2 separate regions of the Homo sapiens genome follow, and region 2 is linked to region 1. Evidence: read pairs that join two places in POLR2A ChIA-PET (ENCODE). Cell type or tissue: CD4-positive, alpha-beta T cell. All regions are shown on one strand. Each heading gives the region's core, and the rest is flanking DNA. Links, peaks and the distances in the headings are about the cores only. Region 1 holds the start of LOC124903173. Region 2 overlaps LINC01077 (long intergenic non-protein coding RNA 1077).

Region 1 (9,394 bases), core at 917-8,916:
AGGTACCTTGCATGGGGTATAAAGCTGGTCACTCAGCTACATGGAAATTTGCCAGTTGAGAAGGATAGGGTTATTTCATTACTTTAACTCCCAAGCTGTCACTACGAGGAAGAGTAAAATGGTTAGGAAATTAAGATTTACTTTTGTGCACTTGTTTGCAAGGTTGTGTTATGTAATTAGCACATCCAGAATTAGTTTCCACGTTATTCTGATATTTTTGAAAGCCTTTGGAATTTCTCAAGCATGGTCAGATCACTGCCTTTCCACTTTTCATTTCCTGATAGTAGTGTAGAGCAAAAACGTTTCACTATCTTTTCTTTTAAACCAGGGTTGCAGTCATTGTAGAAATGAATGCTGCTGTTTTTACTGCATATATCTTTATTATATTTAATTTTAAAAGAAATATGTAGACAAACAGATTAGCTCACATTTATATGCAGTTCTTTTCTAATTTTCTGCTGGAATACTTAACAATGAAAATGAAGAACCAAATTGTCATTTTTCAACTGCCTCAGTTTTCATTTGGGTATTGTGAACTTGGCTGACTTTCTTTAACCTATGTTTTAAAAGTTTTATTTAACCAATTTAACATAGGTTAATTTTATAGGTTAAATAAAACTTTTTTCTCCAAAAACCTTAAAATTTAAGACCCCTGGCCCCTTCAGAATTGGGAGGAGGGACAATAATGGAGGCAGGAGGTGGTGCAGGTAGATGCCTGCAGCTGTTCATTCACACATCTTGTAGCTTAGAGCTCCTCAGAAGAGAAGGGACAGTCCTGAGGCTTTGAATAACCACAAAAGTGCCTCAGTTGGTAGGGACACTTAACATTTAAACTGAAAAACAGAGTTAAAGGATCAAATAAAGATGGCATGGAAATAAAAACGATGGATTTGTATGGCCTGTTATTTTTTTATTTTTATTTTTTGAGACACAGTCTCCCTGTCTTCCAGGTTGGGGTGCAGTGGTGCAATCACGGCTCACTGTAGTCTTGACTTCCCAAGCTCAGGCGATCCTCCCACCTTAGCCTCTGGAGTAGCTGGGACTACAGGAGCATGCCACCATACCTAGCTAATTTTTGTGTTTTTTGCAGGGCCAGGGTTTTGCCACATTGCCCAGGCTGGTAGCTCCTGGGCTCAAGTGATCCTCTTATCTCGGTCTCCCAAAGTGCTGGGATTACAGGTATGAGCCACTGCGCCTGGCCTGGCCCATTACTTTTTATGGTGCTCCTACACTTACCCAGAACTTTAGCACATCCATCCCTGGTCTCACAGAATCTGCCGTCATTGCCCACCAGTGACTTGCTGCATTGCACTGCTGGTCCCTGATCCAGAATGATCACCCAAGGCTTCTGATTCAGGTTCTCACTGGGGCAGATGGATTGTGGGGCGTCAAGGTGGGAGAAAGAAAAAGTAGCAGAGAAGCAGGTAATGGGAATGGAAGCTGTGTGAGTGCCAAGTTGCTTAACTGGACATTGGGAGTTATCTATTGCATTTCTGTCTTCTTAAACTGCAGTTATTTTTGAATTATAATTTGGTTATAAAAATCATGGATGGGCCAGGCACTCACGCCTGTAATCCCAGCACTTTGGGAGGCCAAGGCGGGCGGATCACCTGAGGTCAGGAGTTTGAGACCAGCCTGGCCAACATGGTGAAACCCTGTCTCTACTAAAAATATAAAAATTAGCTGGGCACAGTGGCACATGCCTGTAATCCCAGTTACTTGGGAGGCTGAGGCACGAGAATCCCTTGACCCCAGGAAGTGGAGGTTGCAGTGAGATCGCGACACTGCACTCTAGCCTGGGCAGTAGAGTGAGACTCTGTCTCAAAAAAAAAAAAAACATGGATGAATGTTTTAAATGAGATGTTCCTGATTTTCTGTTTTCCGTACTTGAATTTCAAGTGGTGGTTTCTGAACTTGCACAGTTTCAACCAGGCACTCAATCACGGGCGTATTCCGAGGGAGGGGTTTATAGGTCTGTGCTGGGACTTGTTCTGCACTTCTCCACCCTTTCCAGGGATGGGAAAGTCAAGTATATGTCATAACTTATCCCTGGGGAACCCCGGAGCCTTACTTCTGACTCTTCTGCGGCCCATTGCAGGAAAGCCTGACTAATTAGGAACTGGATTGAATGTGGGGTGGGGTGGGTTTCAGTTCTTAGTTACCTGTTCACAGAAGTGGGAAGGAGAAATCTGTCTACATTGTTTTCTTTGCTGGAGCAACCATCCAAGGGAAACCTTTTAAAATCTTTCCCAGAAAAAGATTTTATTTATGATGGAGAATACTGATATTTGTCAGCAATTTATGTTTACATAAAAATAAGTTTAATGATTAAAATGATTGTCTTCTCCTAATCCAGTCATCCAATCTTTCTGAAGTTTCAGTACCTTGGGGACAGATTGACCAACATTTGTATCTTTGTTCTTAACGTTCCCTAACGGCATATTTTAAACTAAACTGATGTGAAGCTAACTTTTCCTTGAATTTCTGAGAATTCTTTGACTTCTGAGGTAGTTGGTATAATACTTGGGCTCTTACAAAACCAGGATTGGGAATCCCTGCTGTGGATCTGTCATCTTTGCTGTTTCTTCTCCAATATTCTTCTCCCTCACAGATGACCTTTCACCCCCCTCAAGGTTTTCCAGTTTCTATTCTTTCTCACTCTCTGCTTTTTCATTTCTAGTACTTCATAGCCAATAAGCTCAGCAGTTGTTGTTGATCATTCCCTCAAGGTGACACAAAACCTGTTTATTATCAACATGTAGTGATTTTTTTTCCCATTAAGATTGGCTACAAAATAAAAGTGTGAAATACGCCAGACATCCTGACAGTAAAGGTTAGCTCAGTTGATAGTCATTGTCTGTCGCATGTCTGGCTGGAAAATTGGAACGTCGGTGTTTGCTGCTTGGTGTGAGTCCAGTTTAAAAACCAACGATGACCTTAGGCAATGGCAGGATTCCTTAGCGGTTGCTTGGGTCACAAGCCTAGACCTGAAAGTACCCTCTAAACTTTCTGCATTCTCATTCCTGTAGCAGCTACTGCAGCCAACCAAATCCGCGCCCCACCCCTGACTTCCCATGTGGAGCCGGGTGTGCCAGGTATATGTCACAAGGCCATGCCCCGGGACGGGCAGCATCACATGGCCTTCCCTGACCCACCCTTTGGCTCTGTCTGTCCCAGCCCTTCTCTAGAGAGTAGTGTCCCACTTCAGGTCACCAGCTGCTCTAGGGGCAGAGGCTACCCTCTTTCATGGATGCTAATAACAAAGAACAAACATCTCAGAAGGGAACATAAGAACCGCATTATTTGGCTTTTCTGATGTTGGGCAGATCAGTGAAGGATGCTGTTGTGCTCCAGTCACTGACATTTTTCATAGAACATTACCCCAAAGGACACAGAAATGATTCCAAAAAATGTAGAAGTCTTTGCCTAGTAGGTCACTGCAAAGTGCTAAAATCTGAAGAAAGGAAGAGCAGTTCATAAATGCTTATCTTCACATTGTTCATTGGGCTGCCCTAACCTCCCCTGCTCCCAGAGAATGCCAGATGGCTTTACAATTGAGGTGGTTCAAACACAGAAGGCCCTTTTTCCTTTTATTAATTGCTCAGCTATGTGTACATTGGCCCCCACACCTGCCACCTGACCAGCGCGGCTTCTGCCTCCCTCAGCACTGCCAGCCGGGGGTTTTCTTAGACTCATCCCCTGGGCCACCTTCCGCTCCTCTCCCTCCCTCTGCATTAACATCCAGGCCACCCTCATTACTCCTTGGCAACCTAGCTTGGGTTGGCCTCCCCAGCCAGCCTTCCAGACTATTCTTTCTCTCCCTTGCAGCCTGTCTTGCACACCACTGTGGCCAGGTCAGTCTTTCTGAGAATACCATTTCCTCACATCATGGCCCTGTTTACAAAGCAGTTTCCCATTTGCCTATCACATCAGATCAAATCAGAACTCTTCGGCTCTGGATTGAAGCCGACGCCACTGTTCCTGGCAAGCCTCATTGCCCTCCGATCCCGGCGTTGGCCTCCGTCCCTGTCAGGTCTTGTACGATGCTGCTCTCTGCCATCCTGCCGTCTCCAGCTCTGCCTGCATGTTGGTCCTGCATTGCTCTCCACCTCACAGACTCTTATTCCACGGCTCTGGCCAGTCCAAAGCATACATGGCCCAGTTAGTTCCCTTTTACTTGAAATATTCCCTGAGGAGCCCCCAGGTATTTTTCCTTACTCACTGGAGACTTGTAGTCAGGGCCACACTGATGTCATTTGGGAATTATTTGCAAAGTCACAGATCTGGACTTCTCTCTCCAGCTAAATCATGAGTTCCTCAGCTAAATCACGGGCCCACAGTTCTGCAGCAGCTGGTAAACACTTTTAGTCACGGAAGGAAGCCTTTTTCGGTTCTCAGCTCTGCCAAGGAACTTATTTCACGTACACAAAACCACAAACCGTGAGAGGATTGCTGCCTGTATCCTGTTCCCCCTCATCTTTTTTTTTCTTTGAAAAGATGGTAAAGCTGATTATAAGAATTTAAATAACGTGGCCCTAGAACTACACTCTGACTCTGATCCGCGTGTCCTGCCCACAGCACCAGGCCACGAAGACAGACCATGTCGCTATCCTCACATTTGCTTGTAACTTAGGAGGCTTGCCAGTAAAATCGATACTAACAGTGGACGTACTTCTCTTTGAATAAGTTTATTCTATTTCCTTCTCCCATTTTCTTTATTTGTTGAAAAGAATGATGCTGATTGAGAAGCCAAATATTGTTAACCATTTTCCCCGTCTGGCACGGTTCTTTTGCACAGCACTGGATTAGGCCAGGGGACTGGCCTAACCCTGCAAATATCAGGAAAGGACTCTTCTAGGGAAAGTCGTACTAATTTGAATTGATCACTAGAAATACATGGTCTCCACCTAAAAGATGCTTTGTCACTTAAAAGGCTGAGTAGTCATCATAATGTAAAGAAACCTCTATTGTCATGCAACCATTTGCACCCAGACATTGTGCCTGGTTGGCACTTAACATTTTATCACTTGATTCTCACACCACCCTTGCAATGTGATGAAACCAAGGCTCCTAGGTGCTAAGTGACATTCCCCTAGTCACGCAGCCTAGTGCTAGTCACGCAGCCTAGTGGTAGAGCGAGGATTCAAACCCAGTTTTTGTTTTCCTTTGAGCTGGAGCTGCAAGAAAAAAAAAAAAAAAGAAAGAAATAAAAAACAAACCTAGGTTTGACTCCAAATCCTGAGCTCTCCACTGTGGGCCATCGTAGCCTTTTTTTCCTCTAGTATTTTTGGGTGGTTTTCAAGGGCTAAGAACGATCCTCATAATAAGTCAGTGAGATTACCGCACATGAGAACAGCATGTCTCAGCCTCTGAGGCGAGCCGGTACAAGCTCCAGGTTCTGTGATAACACCTCCCTCCTGGTTTGAGAGCAACTGCCTAAAGGAGGCAGTGGAGGATCATCCTCACCCTTCAGGTGCTAGCCCGTGTCAGTGGGGTCTTACACAACCTTTGCTCTGTGTTGTTGAGTCTTCCTCAGTCAGTAAAGTGACCCATAGATTATATTCAGTAAGACACCACGTTATGTGCTTAGAGAGAATTAAGCCAGTGATTAGGCCTGCCAGAAACTGGTCATCTCGCTGAACAGGTGAAACGGATGCATAAAGTAACAGGGCCAGGCTGGAATGGTGTGGACAGGAAGTGCTGCAGGAGCTCAGGTGAGCGGGAGACCTCAAACTTGGGGCAGTTTGAACTGGGCCTTACAAGATGGGTAGGGTTTGTAAGGCAGAGAGAAAGAACATTCCTGAACAACCATGTATGAAGTCATTGAAGGTCAATGAGAAAGCCTGTTTGTTGAAACAGGGTGTGTGGACAAAATTGACTTGTGAGATGTCTGTACAGAGGTGACGCCAAATCATGGATGGAGTTATGTCTTGTGTCAGGATTTTATCTGAGAGAAGCCACTGCCCGTGTGAAAGTTCTGATGAGAACGGTGTTCCAAGAGGATGATTAACCTGCCAGCACTGTGTGAGTTGGGGCAGAAGAGAGAGTCTAAGGCAAGGGAGACCTGGGAGGCTGTTACAGGGGCCAGATGTGGGGTGTACCTGACCCCCCAGTGGTGGCTGAGGGGAGACATTACAAAGAAAGCATCTTTGTTATTTAACTGGATATTCTAAAGAAAGTGGTAAATGAGGAGGGAGAAGTCAAAGATGACCCTGAAGTTCTGAGCCTAAGTCTCTGAGGATGCTGGTACCATTGTCTGCTGTAGCAAAATCAAGATGGGGACTTCCCCTGGGTTAAAAGAGTTTACCATTTTCCTTCAATCTGTATGGTGGCTTATTCTGATGGAAAAGAAATTACTTCCAGATCAACAAGACAATGTTTTCCATTAAGAAGTGTTCTGAGGCCGGGTGCAGTGTCTCACACCTGTAATCCCAGCACTCTGGGAGGCCAAGGTGGGCGGATCATTTGAGCTCTGGAGTTCAAGACCAACCTGGGCAACATGGCAAAACCTTGTCTCTACAAAAAATACAAAAGTTAGTCAGGTGTGGTGGCTTGCACCTGTAGTCCCAGCTACTACAGAGGCTGAGGTAGGAGGATCGCTTGAGCCTGGGAAGCAGAGGTTGCAGTGAGCCAAGATCCAAGATTGTGCCACTGCACTCTAGCCTGGGTGACAAGGCAAGACTCCTCTGTCTTAAAAAAAAAAAATTGTTCTGAGAATTACCTCCTCATCAATCGTGAACTTAGAGCAGTAGGGCATATCACATAGTGATCCTAGGAAACTGCTCTCCTGGGCTCCAGGTCATACAGCCCAGTGTGGTAGAACTACTGAATTTACTCTGTGCAATAGGAGTTGGAATGACCCATAGCATTCTAAAAATTGGTGAAGTCTTCATTAAAATATTTATTTATTGGCCCTCAGTCCAGATGACCCAAATCTTTATTATTTTCTTCAGTAAGTGATGTTTTAGGGGGAAAAATTTTAAACCACCCTTTTTTGGTAGGGGGGACCACTACTCTCTTGGGTTATACTTGAATTTCAAAACAGGATGGTGCATATTTTTATAGGCCTACTGGCTAGAAGTGGTACAAACAGATCTTCATGAGTTATAAGTGCCATTGAAGTGTGGCTTAAATGTAAATAACGGTTTGGTGCCTGATAATTTAGGAGATGAGGTGTATGAGTCATGTGGTGGTTTGTTTTGTTTTGTTTTTTCCTTTTCCTGACCCTTTTTGTAATTTTATGATGTCCCACATCAGTTAAACCTGGCGGGAGGAGGACCCAACTTGTTTCTGCCCCGGTCACTGTGCTTATGTGGTGTGTGTTTGTGAATTTAGGATTATCGAGATTGCAGCCTGTCACTCCACACACACGTCTGCGGCCAAGACGCAGGGTGGGCACGTGTACATGTGGGGCCAGTGCCGGGGTCAGTCCGTGATCCTCCCGCACCTCACCCACTTCTCCTGCACTGACGACGTGTTTGCCTGCTTTGCCACGCCCGCCGTCACGTGGCGCCTCCTCTCCGTGGGTAAGCTGGTCACTGTCCATTTGGGGGATGGCCTGAAAATCTGGGAAAGAGCTCAGGGCTTTACTTTGATAATGAGGATTTTGTTAGGTGCACTATCATAATTTATTTCTCTCTGATGGGCTTCTACAAAAGGGAACTAATTTTATTTTCTTCAGAGCATCAGAAATCAACACCAGTACTAAACTAAAAGTAATTTTATTTGACTACTTTTTTTTTTTTCTTTAAGAGAGAAAGATGAGGTCTTGCTCTGTTGCCCAGGCTGGAGTGCGGTGGTGCAATCATAACTCGCTGTACCCTTCAGCCCCTGGGTTCAAGCGATCCTTTTGCCTTAGCCTATTGAGTAGCTGGGACTATACATACCCATTACCATGCCTGGCTAATTTAAAGAAACTTTCTTTGGAGGTGGGGTCTCTCTGTGTTGCCCAGGCTGGTCTTAAACCGTGGGCCTCAGACCATCTTTCTGTCTCTGCCCCTGCCAAAGTGTTGGGATCACAGGTGTGAGCCATTGTGCCCTATCCTTATTTGAGTGCTTTTTAATTTTACTGAGAAACTGTTTTTTACTTTTAACTAGCGTATTTACTCAAATGTTTAAAATTTCATGCAAAATTAGTGATGTGGCTTGGGACTTTTTCTTGTTATTTTGCCAGATTTATAAGCAGATATTTGTGAGATTCTTATTCTTAATGATTACAGAGATGCAAATCTGTCTTCAGGGGAAAAAATCCATTGCTCAGTTGCTCAGTTATTTTGAGGAATTGGTACTTTCATGAGTACCAGTAGAGTAGTGCCATATCCTGTCCTGTGTGTTCATTATGTCTGTAGCTAACTCTGGAAGCATTTGCATTATTCTCCTAGAACCTGATGACCACCTCACAGTGGCTGAGTCACTGAAGAGGGAATTTGACAACCCGGACACTGCAGACCTGAAGTTTCTAGTTGATGGAAAGTACATTTATGCACATAAAGTCCTTCTCAAGATTCGGTAAGGAATCATTTATTTGAGAATTGAGAAAAGTAATTCGTTCAACAATTATATTCTAAGTGTCCAACTATATTAGGCACCTCAGTAATCAAGAAAAATTGTAAGGCTGTTTTTGCTCTTACAAGCATACAGTGGAGCGGGGAGAAATATACATGAAACAAGAAATAACACAGGTTGTGTGGTTCCGGGAACCAGTACCATAGGCGTTCCTTAGGCTTGAAAAGTGGCGTGGTCACCTTGGCAGCAGGGAGCAGCCAGCGCACGCTCCAAGTGTGTCCTGTGCTCTGAACACTGTATTGATACTTGGACGTCCATCAGTTACCGTTTCTGCCTGGGAATCAAGCTCAGCTCTTAATAATCACCTTCTTATAATCACTTGTGGCGTACTTTTAGATGGTTTAAGAAAGAGAAGATCAAGGCCTTTCCAGACCAAAAAGGTCTATAGTGAGGCTAGCACAGAGATTTTAAAAAATCACATTTGTGAATGTTTTTGAGCAATGAGCTGTGTGCATTTCAAATGTGCAGTTTGATGAGTGCTGACACATGTCTACGCCTGTGAAACCACTGCCCCACATCCAGACAGAGAACATTCCCATCACCCTTCAAAGACCCCTCATGTCCTAGCCCTGGGTGACCGCAGCTCCTTCTGTCACTGTAGCTGAGTTAGCATTTTCTAGAGTGTATTTAGATGGGATGATACAGGATGCATTCATTTGTGCTTGGCTTCTTTCTTTTACATGATGATTTTGAAATTCATTATGTTGTTGTGTAACAGATATTTAAATCCTACTGCAGTGAGTCACACACTCAACACAGCATTTTAGTCTCAAGTTCCTCTTTAGTAAGATCAAGCTGTGCAGCGTTTGCTCACTCTCTCTATATCACA
Region 2 (9,394 bases), core at 513-8,512, 58 kb before region 1:
TTGATCTGCATGATGATAGAAGGATAATTAAGATGCTGTATCTTAATTATCTGGTAGCAGAAATATGAGTCTCCTAGTCTCAAGACTTCAAACAGTAAGCAGTGGACTGTACAAGATCACGAGGCAGTCATCCCCTCTCTGCTCTGTTCCCTCTCCTCTACAATCCTTGGAGAAAGCTGTATAGGTTGGGTTGTCCTCAAAACCTTAGACATATGTGAAATACACAGGATTTTGGAAAGTGGTGTTTTTGTTTGTTTGTTTTTTAAGGTACTAAAAGAAATAAGAGATTGTACCTTCTGAGTCAGGCAAAATGAATGGAAACTGTTGAAAGCTCCTTAGGAAAAGGGATCACGGTAAAAGCTAATCAGGCTTCACATCAGCTTTCCCTTACTGGGTCACTTTAGGAGCAAAATAAGAAATAAATGATTACAAACTTGAACATGAGTCAAGAACCACTCCTGACTAGGGATCACTGATTTGAGTTAAAGAATGTAGAACGCCTTTCCATTAAAGGAAAAACTCTTTGGTTTTGAATTGGGAACAGGGGATTCAGTAAGATTCAGTCACAATTTAAATAAATATGTATTCTAACTATCTCTACTAAAGGGGCCAAGAAGCAGTAATATCTCAGTAGCAATGGACACATCTGATACCCAGATTTTGGTTTCTAAATATCATTGCACTGGGCATCTTGGAGAAACTGAATAGGTTCAGGGCTAGGAGAGAGAAAGTACAAGGTAAGCCTGTTCTGTACCAGAAAGTAGAAAAACATTCAAAGACCTATAGGTTTACGTAAAAAAAAGACATAAGATCTTGCAGGCCCAAACAGGGATAAGTGGCTCCCTGAGGAAGGAATCTAATGGACAGAAACAACTCTACCCACCAGTCATGTGGTTAATGTTATGTAAATGATGCTTTTGAAGCCACTTAAACCATACAAAGTTTTCTTTTCTTTTTTTTTTTTTTTTAAGAGTTTTGCTCTTGTTGCCAAGGTTGGAGTGCAATGGCGTGATCTCGGCTCACGGCAACCTCTGCCTGCCGGGTTCAAGCGATTCTCCTGCCTCGGCCTCCTGAGTAGTTGGGATTACAGGCATGTGCCGCCACCACACCTGGCTAATTTTTTGCATTTTTAGTAGAGATGGGGTTTTGCCATGTTAGCCAGGATGGTCTCGATCTCCCAACCTCAGGTGATCCGCCCACCTTGGCCTCCCAAAGTGCTGGGATTACAGGCTGAGCCACCGTGCCCAGCCTATAAAGTCTTAAATACCCCAAATTAATCTTGGTCTTCTTTGTATATTCATTCTCCTCTTTCTTGCTCATAAGATTAGGTACTTAGTTTATATTTATGGATTTGATTTAGTTTTTTATTGTTTTTTTTTTTTTTCATTGAAAGGGACTTTTGGAAAGTAACCAATTATTTGATCATATAAATAATCACCTTGAGGGTTATCTGTTTTCCAACTTTAGATTTTCCTATACTGGATTTCCTAAAAGCAAAGAATATACACTGTACTCATATATGTACGTGTATATTACAGAACTAAAAACTATAAGTGGTGGTGTATGAAGTTTATAAATGAATTTAGGTAATTAATGGGAAAATTAGAATGAAGTTCCAAACATATTGCAATTTGTTTAATAGATGTTTGATTCAGACATCACCTAAAGTTTTATATTGTATTGTAAATATATTGAATAAGCTTTAATAACGAGTACAATTGAATTAAACATATAAAGTTTCTCTCCATCATCCCCTAACGCACTCCCCACAGAAGACTTACAGGCCTCATAATAACTAAGGGCCTGTGTGTCACAGACCCTAGGACACAAAAGGCAGGAATATCTTTGATGAGATTATCACTCTCTAGTACCTCCTCCGAAATCTGGAGAATCCACCTGCAGTACCTCTGAGATGAAGGACATTTTGATTTGATGTGGCAAAGTCAGATGAGCCACATGAAATTTCAAGAATACATTTCTCACGTTCCCAGTTGCAAGCATACCTGTGAAATATAGCCTAATAGATGGAATGTTACCTGAAGCCTACAGAAATTAAAGGCTGATGCCTCATGTTGTCCCTGGGCTAAATCTGTGGTCCTCAGAAGACTGACCTCACCAGCATGCCTCATCTGGGGCACACGCACATGCACACTCACACTCATGCTAACACACTCACACATACCTATGTTTCCCACTCCCTGCTCTGGCTGATCGAGTTGCTTGTGTGCAGACTGTTTCATCATTGCAACTACTACTTGTTTTCTGGTCTGTACCTTGGCTAACTTGAGGAGAGCCACTTTTTTCTGTGTGCAGATATGAGAAAAAGCCTGAATTCTTCCTTCTGGTTGAATTAGTGACTACAGGAGTTTCTTACACTCTACCTAAGATCGGTGAAATAATCCAAGAATTACCCGACTCAGGTGCAGTTTGGTGGCCTCTGGCCATGCACATTGGATTGGGTACCTTAAATCATGGCCTAGCAGCTCCATCTCAGTCAGGGAGTTTCCTGACCCCAGGCTTGGCGTATGGGAGGCCTTATTTATCTGGTCAACCTTCCAACTCTCTAGGAACAGAGCTGTTCCTCCCCTAAAAAGGCATACCACAGAAATCATCTGTCCACACCAAATGTTTATTGATTTTATCCTTATAATGCTCATCAGGGTTTCTCAGCTTCAGCACTATTGACATGTCGGACTGGGTGACTGTCGTTGGGGGCTTTCCTGTGCATTGAAAGATGATTAGCAGCACCTCTGACCTCTACTCACTGAATGCCAGCAGACCTTCCAAAGTTGTGACAACCAAAAATGTCTCCAGGAATTGCCAAATGTCTCCTGAGAGACAAACTCATCCATGAATAGATACACTGATATACACAAATAATATTGTTCAAATTGGCTAACCATCTTGGGTTACAATCACCTGAAATCTGTACAATCGTCTTACCATTTCATGCTTAGCAATTACCTACATTATCATAAGGCAGGTATCAACTACATTTTAAAAAGCAGAAAATATTGAGTGGTCATAACAGTTTGAGCTATCATAGTCTTGGTCTTAAACTGTATTCCTACTTCCTCTAGTCAAATATATCTGTGACTTTTTTAGGCCCCTTTTTCCCCTCACAATACTCAATTCTAAGATAAACTGCAGTGCGCATTTGTTTTTATTTTCTCTTGCCTAAAGAAAGGACACAGGACAAAGTTACTGATAACTCCAAGTTGCAGAGTCAGTATTTGTAAAACCTCTCAAAGTGTCTCTTATCACTGTTATAATACAGCAGGTCAGCAGTCAAAAGAGGAAAGGAAACAGGGAAAGATGATCTTTTTAAACTGGTGTAAACATCCTTCTTTATTTGCCATGGCCCCTTATTATCATCACTTTTCCTTAGCTGGGACATTATTGCCAATTTCTCCAGAGATAAGATAGCATTTATTTATCATTATTTCTACATAAGAAACTTGAGGACATTGTGTTTTTCTGCCTTTGAAGTAGCAATTTCATTTTCAATCTCTCTCCAAGATGCTGATGGGCAACTGTATATCCTATCTTCCCTTGGGCACTTTTACCAACAAACCGTCTAAAACACTAGCAGAATCTATTGCTCTGTCTTCCGGGTGAGTCACACAGCTTATTAAAAGCTTATCAAGGCCAGAGCAAGCTCAGATGACTTGATAGTTGATGAAACAGAAAAGTTTTTTTATTTTTTAATTTAAGGAAGTCTCACATGGCCTAATTAATGCTAAGGTTCCTACGGCCATGGTCCCTTATAGTTTAAACACTTATATTTAAATATGATAATTACCCTTAAATAATTATAGCAATCCAGCCTTGAATACAAAGCAACCAGAAGAATGGGATTGATAATTGGAAACTTTATAGAATAATTAGGGAAGAAATTACTTTCTCTTGGTCCTCTGTAGAACTGGGAATTTTTAGAGCAGGGAGAGACTTTGGGGTTTACCTAGACCAGTCCTTTTATATTACAGATGAGGAAGCTGGGAGTCAGGGTGATCTGGTGATTTATCTAAGGTCAGCAGACAGCTGTTGACCAAAAAAAACAAAAGAAAAGACAGAAATTTTCCCATGTTTTTCCATTAGACCATGGATTTATATTATTTTTGGACATTTGGACAATAAAGAAATCTATTTGCTAATTAAATTGAGACTTTTTATAGCTAGACATGATAACAGTAAGGGGCCATGATGATAATAAGGGACCATGGCAAATAAAGGAAGATTTTTACACCAGTAGCACCAGTAGTGCTAGACATTATATGTATCTCTTAGAAAGAGGTTTGTAGTACAGAGATCTGGGCATAGAGAAAAGTATATTATTTATGGCTTCAATACAGATTTCTAGGAACATTTAGATATTGGGTACATTTAAGTTCAGTGAAGAAGAAAGAAAATCAAGTTCATCATTTTGTGATTTTTTTTTTTTTTTTTTTTTGAGACAGAGTCTTGCTCTGTTGCCCAGGCTGGAGTGCAGTGGCGCAGTCTAGGCTCACTGCAATCTCCACCTCCCAGATTCAAGTGATTCTCTTGCCTCAGACTCCCGAGTAGCTGGGACTACAGGCATGCACCACCACACCCGGCTAATTTTTGTATTTTAGTAGAGACAGGGTTTTGCCATGTTAGCCAGGCTGGTCTTGAACTCCTGACCTCAGGTGATCCACCCGCCTCGGCCTCCCAAAGTGCTGGGATTACAGGTGTAAGCCACCGTGCCCGGCCTGATTTAAATGAAGAACTGATTGCATTTGAAACCATTTTGACCAATAGAGGAGATAGTCAAGTATTGCTGGAAATAAAATGTTTTCTGCCAGTTGCTTTTGGTTTCAGCAATCTTGAGTAGAGATATCATTGAAAAAGAAATCTGATAGGAAGAATTCAAGGCAAAGAGACCATTGTGGTTGAAGAGGCCTATCATTCTAGACAGAGATGGGAAATGGCATTGCCTAACATCTAAGTTAATCTAGACAGCTGCAATGGTCAGGAGCCCTTGTTCTGCAGCCTCCACTGCCCAGTTTCAAGCCACATCTGCTGTATTATATTAACCTTGTCCACCTTTACCCTGTATGACACTACTATAATTAGGTTCCTTCTCCCTTCAGGTAAGAAATCATTAAAAAATTTTTTGGTGTTCCCATAGACTTTGTCCAAGCTTAGGCGTATTATTTAGTTGGTCTGAGGAAATTGTACCAAGTTTGAGTCTGCAATTTTGGGCAGAGAGGTTTACTCCATGGCAGAACAGAAACCCACACCTGAATCTCCCTGGTTCAAATATGAAGCCACACTTTGCATGAGTAAGTACTTCTGTGGTTCAGAGGCAGCTCTCACTACCTCTATGGGAGCTAACTCTCATGCGAGTGGTTTGAGGTTTCCTTCTCTGAGGTGAGTGTTGCTTCCTGCAGATAAGCGACTAAACATCTCAAATCAGGGTGTATCACATTTTCTATGAAGGTGATATTCAGTGAAGAAGACACTGGTCCACATAATTTCTATTTGCAGTAGACTTGTTTTTTGATTTATCATCGTCATCCTGAAAGAATAGCTTTCAACAGCAGGTTTCTGTATACTTTTGGTCTGTGAGTCCATTTCAGTGAACATTTTCTAAACACTGTCATTGGGTTCACTGTTTTGACAGGTCCAGTAGAGAAAATGGTCCTTTCAGGAGCAACATCTAGTTTATTTTTCCTGTCACTTTACTGTAGTTTAGATACATTTGCTTCAAGTTGCATGGGTTGTTTTGTGTATCTCAGTCACTTACTTCCTTTTTCAAAAACATCAGAGCAGTAAATGGTGCAATTGCTGCTGAATTTTTTTGTGTACTTTATTCCCCTGATTAAGAGTGTGTAAATTCACTGATTCAGATGCTACATAACAATAAACCTAAAAATAGTAATATCAATATTTATCAATGTTTACTTGGTAAATGACAAATTTATCATGACCTTAAATATTTTAAAAATTAAATATTACTGCAAATAGAGTCACAAAAAATGACTGAGCATTTTGGGTTGGATTTTCAAAGTCTTAATGGAATGAGTAAGTCTGGTTTCTTAGTACTAATCTCTCAAAAAATCAAGGTGTTTGGGAAAGAGCCAATATTATAATGAGCTTGAGGAATATTATCAAATTAGTCCTGGTTGATGCAGTGACTGTCCTAACTTGTGAAGCCACTAGTCTCCATTTGAAGATGTCAACATCAAAAGTGAAACCGTGCCCACAGTGCTCCAGGCAGTGAAGAGGAAACCAAAATGAAAAAGCCTCACCCCCATGAGCTTCTAATTACAGGGAAATAATAGGTAGGAGATTGTAAGGGACAAATGAACAGAAATAACAAGATAATATTGAGCAAGAAGAAATTTTAGAATGAGCTCAGGAAAATAATTCCATCAAACTTCTCAGTATAATCACTGGAGCCATTATACTGCATAATGTTGTTGGGGCTATTAGTATTAATAATAGTAATCATCATTACTACAAGTGCAGTGGAGAGAACAATTTTGCAGCTGTAGAAAGATAGTACAGATAGACTTCAAGAGAAATGTCCCTTCAGTCACATGATGCCATGTACAATATGAATTCTAAGAAAAAAAGATCCTAACCATTTAATTACCAAGAAAATGCTGCCTGACCACATTCGAGGGAAGTGTCTTCTTTACAACCATACTCTTTTAATTATAGAAGATAATTTTTTTTTTTCGTTCGGGTCTCACTCTGTCTGCTGTGGCACAATCATGGCTCACCGCAGCCTCTACCTCCTGGGCTCAAGCGATCCTCCTATCTCAGCCTCCCGAGTAGCTGGGACTACAAGTAAGCCCCACCCCACCTGGCTAGTTTTTGTTGTTGTTGCAGGTCTTGCTATGTTGCATAGGCTGACCTTGAACTCCTGAGCTCAAGCAGTCTCTCACCTTGGCCTCCCAAAGTGTTGTGATTATAGGAGTGAGTCCGGCAGAGAAGATGATTCTTAATATAACTGACTCAGCTGAAAAAACACCAGAACCGAGAAGGGTCGTTTTACTACTTGTTAGTTAGTAGCACATTTATCCATCTTACTATTTTCTTTCCTCTTTCAGAAATAACCTGCAAAATAAGTTTACCTTGTAACCCTGTGTAAGAAATCAGGTAAAGGGTATAAAATAGAATTTTAGATAAAAATTAAGATGTATAGATTATTTAATAGAGCATTTTTATAGAAATTTTTTATTGAGATAATTGTAGATTCACATGCAGTTGTAAGAAATAATCCAGAGAATACTTTCTACCAGTTTCCCTCATTTTGCAAAACTGTAGTATAATATAACAATCAGGATATTGAGAGTGATACAAGCCACCTATCTTATTCATATTTCCCCAGTTTAACATGTAAATATTTGTGTATTTAGTTCTATCCAATTTTATCATGTATATAGGTTCATGAATCCATCACCACAGTTAACATACAGAATATTTCATCACCACGAGGGTCCTCCTGCTGCCCGTTTATAACAACACCCACCTCTCCCCTCCCCCATCCTTAACCCCTGGCAACCACTAATCTCCATTTCTAAAAGTCTATCACCTTTAAACTGTTACATAAATAGGATCATAAAGGATGTAACCTTCCAAGATTGGCCTTTTTTCATTCACCGTAATTCCCTGAAGAATCACCCAAATTATGGCCTACGTCAATAGTTTGTTCCTTTTAATTCCTGAGTAATAGTCCAAGGAATGCGTGTATCACAGTTTGTTTAATCATTCATGTCTTGAAAGACATCTGGGCTGACTCCAGTTTTCAACTCTTACAGAAAGATGCTATGAACATTCTTATACAGCTTTTTATTTCATTTGATCAAGAGTACAATTGCTGGTCATATCGTAATTACATATTTAGCCTTATAAGAAATTACCAAACTGTTTTCAAAATGACTGTATCATTTTGCATCCCCACCAACAATGTAGGAGTGATCCTGTTTTTCCATATCCCTGACAGCACCTGGTGTGGTCACTGTTTTTTTATGTTAGTCATTCTGATGTGTGTGCAGTGATAGCTCATCATGGTCCTAAGCTGGATTTTCCTAATGGCAAGAGATGTTGAACATTTTTTCATATGCTTACTTGACAACCGTATGACCTCTTCAGTAAAATGTCTTTTCATGGCCTTTGTCCATTTTCTAATTGGATTGGTTTTTTGAAAGTTACATTTTGAGAATTCTTTATATTTTCTGGAAACCAGTCCCTTGTTGACTATGTTGTTTGTAACTATTTTCTCCTAGTCTGTAGTTGATCTTTTCATCCTCCTCCCATAGACTTTTGCAGAGCAAAGTTTTTAACTTTGAGGAAACCCAGCTGATATAGTCTAAAAACTTTTTGCCTAGCCCTAGATCTTGAAGGTCTTCTTCCTGTTTTGTTTTTGGTTGGTTTGTTTGTTTTTGTTTTTGTTTTTTTTCTGAGACAGAGTCTTGCTCTGTCACCAGGCTGGAGTGCAGTAGCACAATCTCGACTCATTGCAACCTCTGGCTCCTGGATTCAAGCAATTCTTCTGCCTCAGCCTTCAGAGGAGCTGGGACTACAGGCGTGCGCCACCATGCCCACCTAATTTTTTTGTATTTTTAGTAGAGACAGGGTTTCACCATGTTGGCCAGAATGGTCTCCATCTCCTGACCTCGTAATCCGCCCGCCTCGGCCTCCCAAAGTGCTGGGTTTACAGGCGTGAGTCACCGCGCCCGGCCTTGTTTTTAATATTTTGTAGTTTTGTGTTTTACAGTTAAGTTCATCTTTCGGTTGGTTTGTATAACGTATGATATTTAGGTTGAGTTCTTTTGTTTTTGATTTGTATTGTTTTGTTTTTTGCCTATGGGTGTTCAATTGCTCCAGCACCATTTGTTGAAAAGATTTAACTTCCTCCATTCAATTGCTTTTGTGGATGTATTGTCAAATGATTTTTGTGTGAATTGACACTATCATATTATCTTTTCCTTAGGCCGATATACCAATGTTTAATTTTGAATGTTGAACCAATCTTACATTCCTAGAATAAGTCCAAATTGGTCATGGCGTAGAATTCTTTTACACACTATTGGATTTAGTTTGCTAATATTTTGTTAAGGATTTTTATGTTTAAATTCATGAGAGATATTGGTTTGTGGATTTCTTTTCCTTTCTTCTTTATTTTTTAATACTGTCTTTGTCATATTTTAGTGTCAAGGTAATACTGGGCTCATAAAATGAGTTGCGAAGTATTTCTGCTGTTTCTATTTTCTGGAAGAGTTTATGTAAAACTAGTGCTAATTTTTTTAGATGTTTGGATAAATTCACCCATGAAAACATCTGTGACTGAAGATTTATTTTTCATGAGCTTTTAAATTATGAATTTAATTTCTCTAATGGTTATAGCTACTCAGATTGTCTA

What was found. Peaks named below come from ENCODE experiments on the same cell type or tissue, not always from the same donor. Only the 100,000 strongest peaks of a DNase experiment are listed, where the experiment ranks them.
Region 2: POLR2A ChIA-PET joins it to region 1 with 21 read pairs; 12 of 35 experiments call an interaction of 5 or more read pairs at or near these places.

What each region holds. Positions count from the first base shown.
Region 1 is chr13:48,500,856-48,510,249 of GRCh38, reverse strand. It overlaps RCBTB2 (RCC1 and BTB domain containing protein 2), which reads left to right. Exons shown (of 15, transcript NM_001268.4): 11 at 7,336-7,526; 12 at 8,382-8,508. LOC124903173 reads left to right here and starts at 3,444. Exons shown (of 1, transcript XM_047430824.1): 1 at 3,444-5,866. The coding sequence starts at 3,543. The coding sequence ends at 4,166. RefSeq lists an enhancer at 4,474-4,743 and a silencer at 9,328-9,394. In CD4-positive, alpha-beta T cell, for the core only: no CTCF peak of the experiment used is centred there; DNase peaks (open chromatin) are centred at 4,419, 5,089 and 5,419; H3K27ac peaks cover 2,229 bases.
Region 2 is chr13:48,558,442-48,567,835 of GRCh38, reverse strand. LINC01077 (long intergenic non-protein coding RNA 1077) reads left to right here. Exons shown (of 2, transcript NR_170270.1): 2 at 1-238. Among named protein-coding and RNA genes, the nearest start is that of LINC00462, 18 kb to the left of the region's middle. RefSeq lists an enhancer at 6,141-6,240. In CD4-positive, alpha-beta T cell, for the core only: no CTCF peak of the experiment used is centred there; DNase peaks (open chromatin) are centred at 5,345 and 6,215; H3K4me3 peaks cover 691 bases.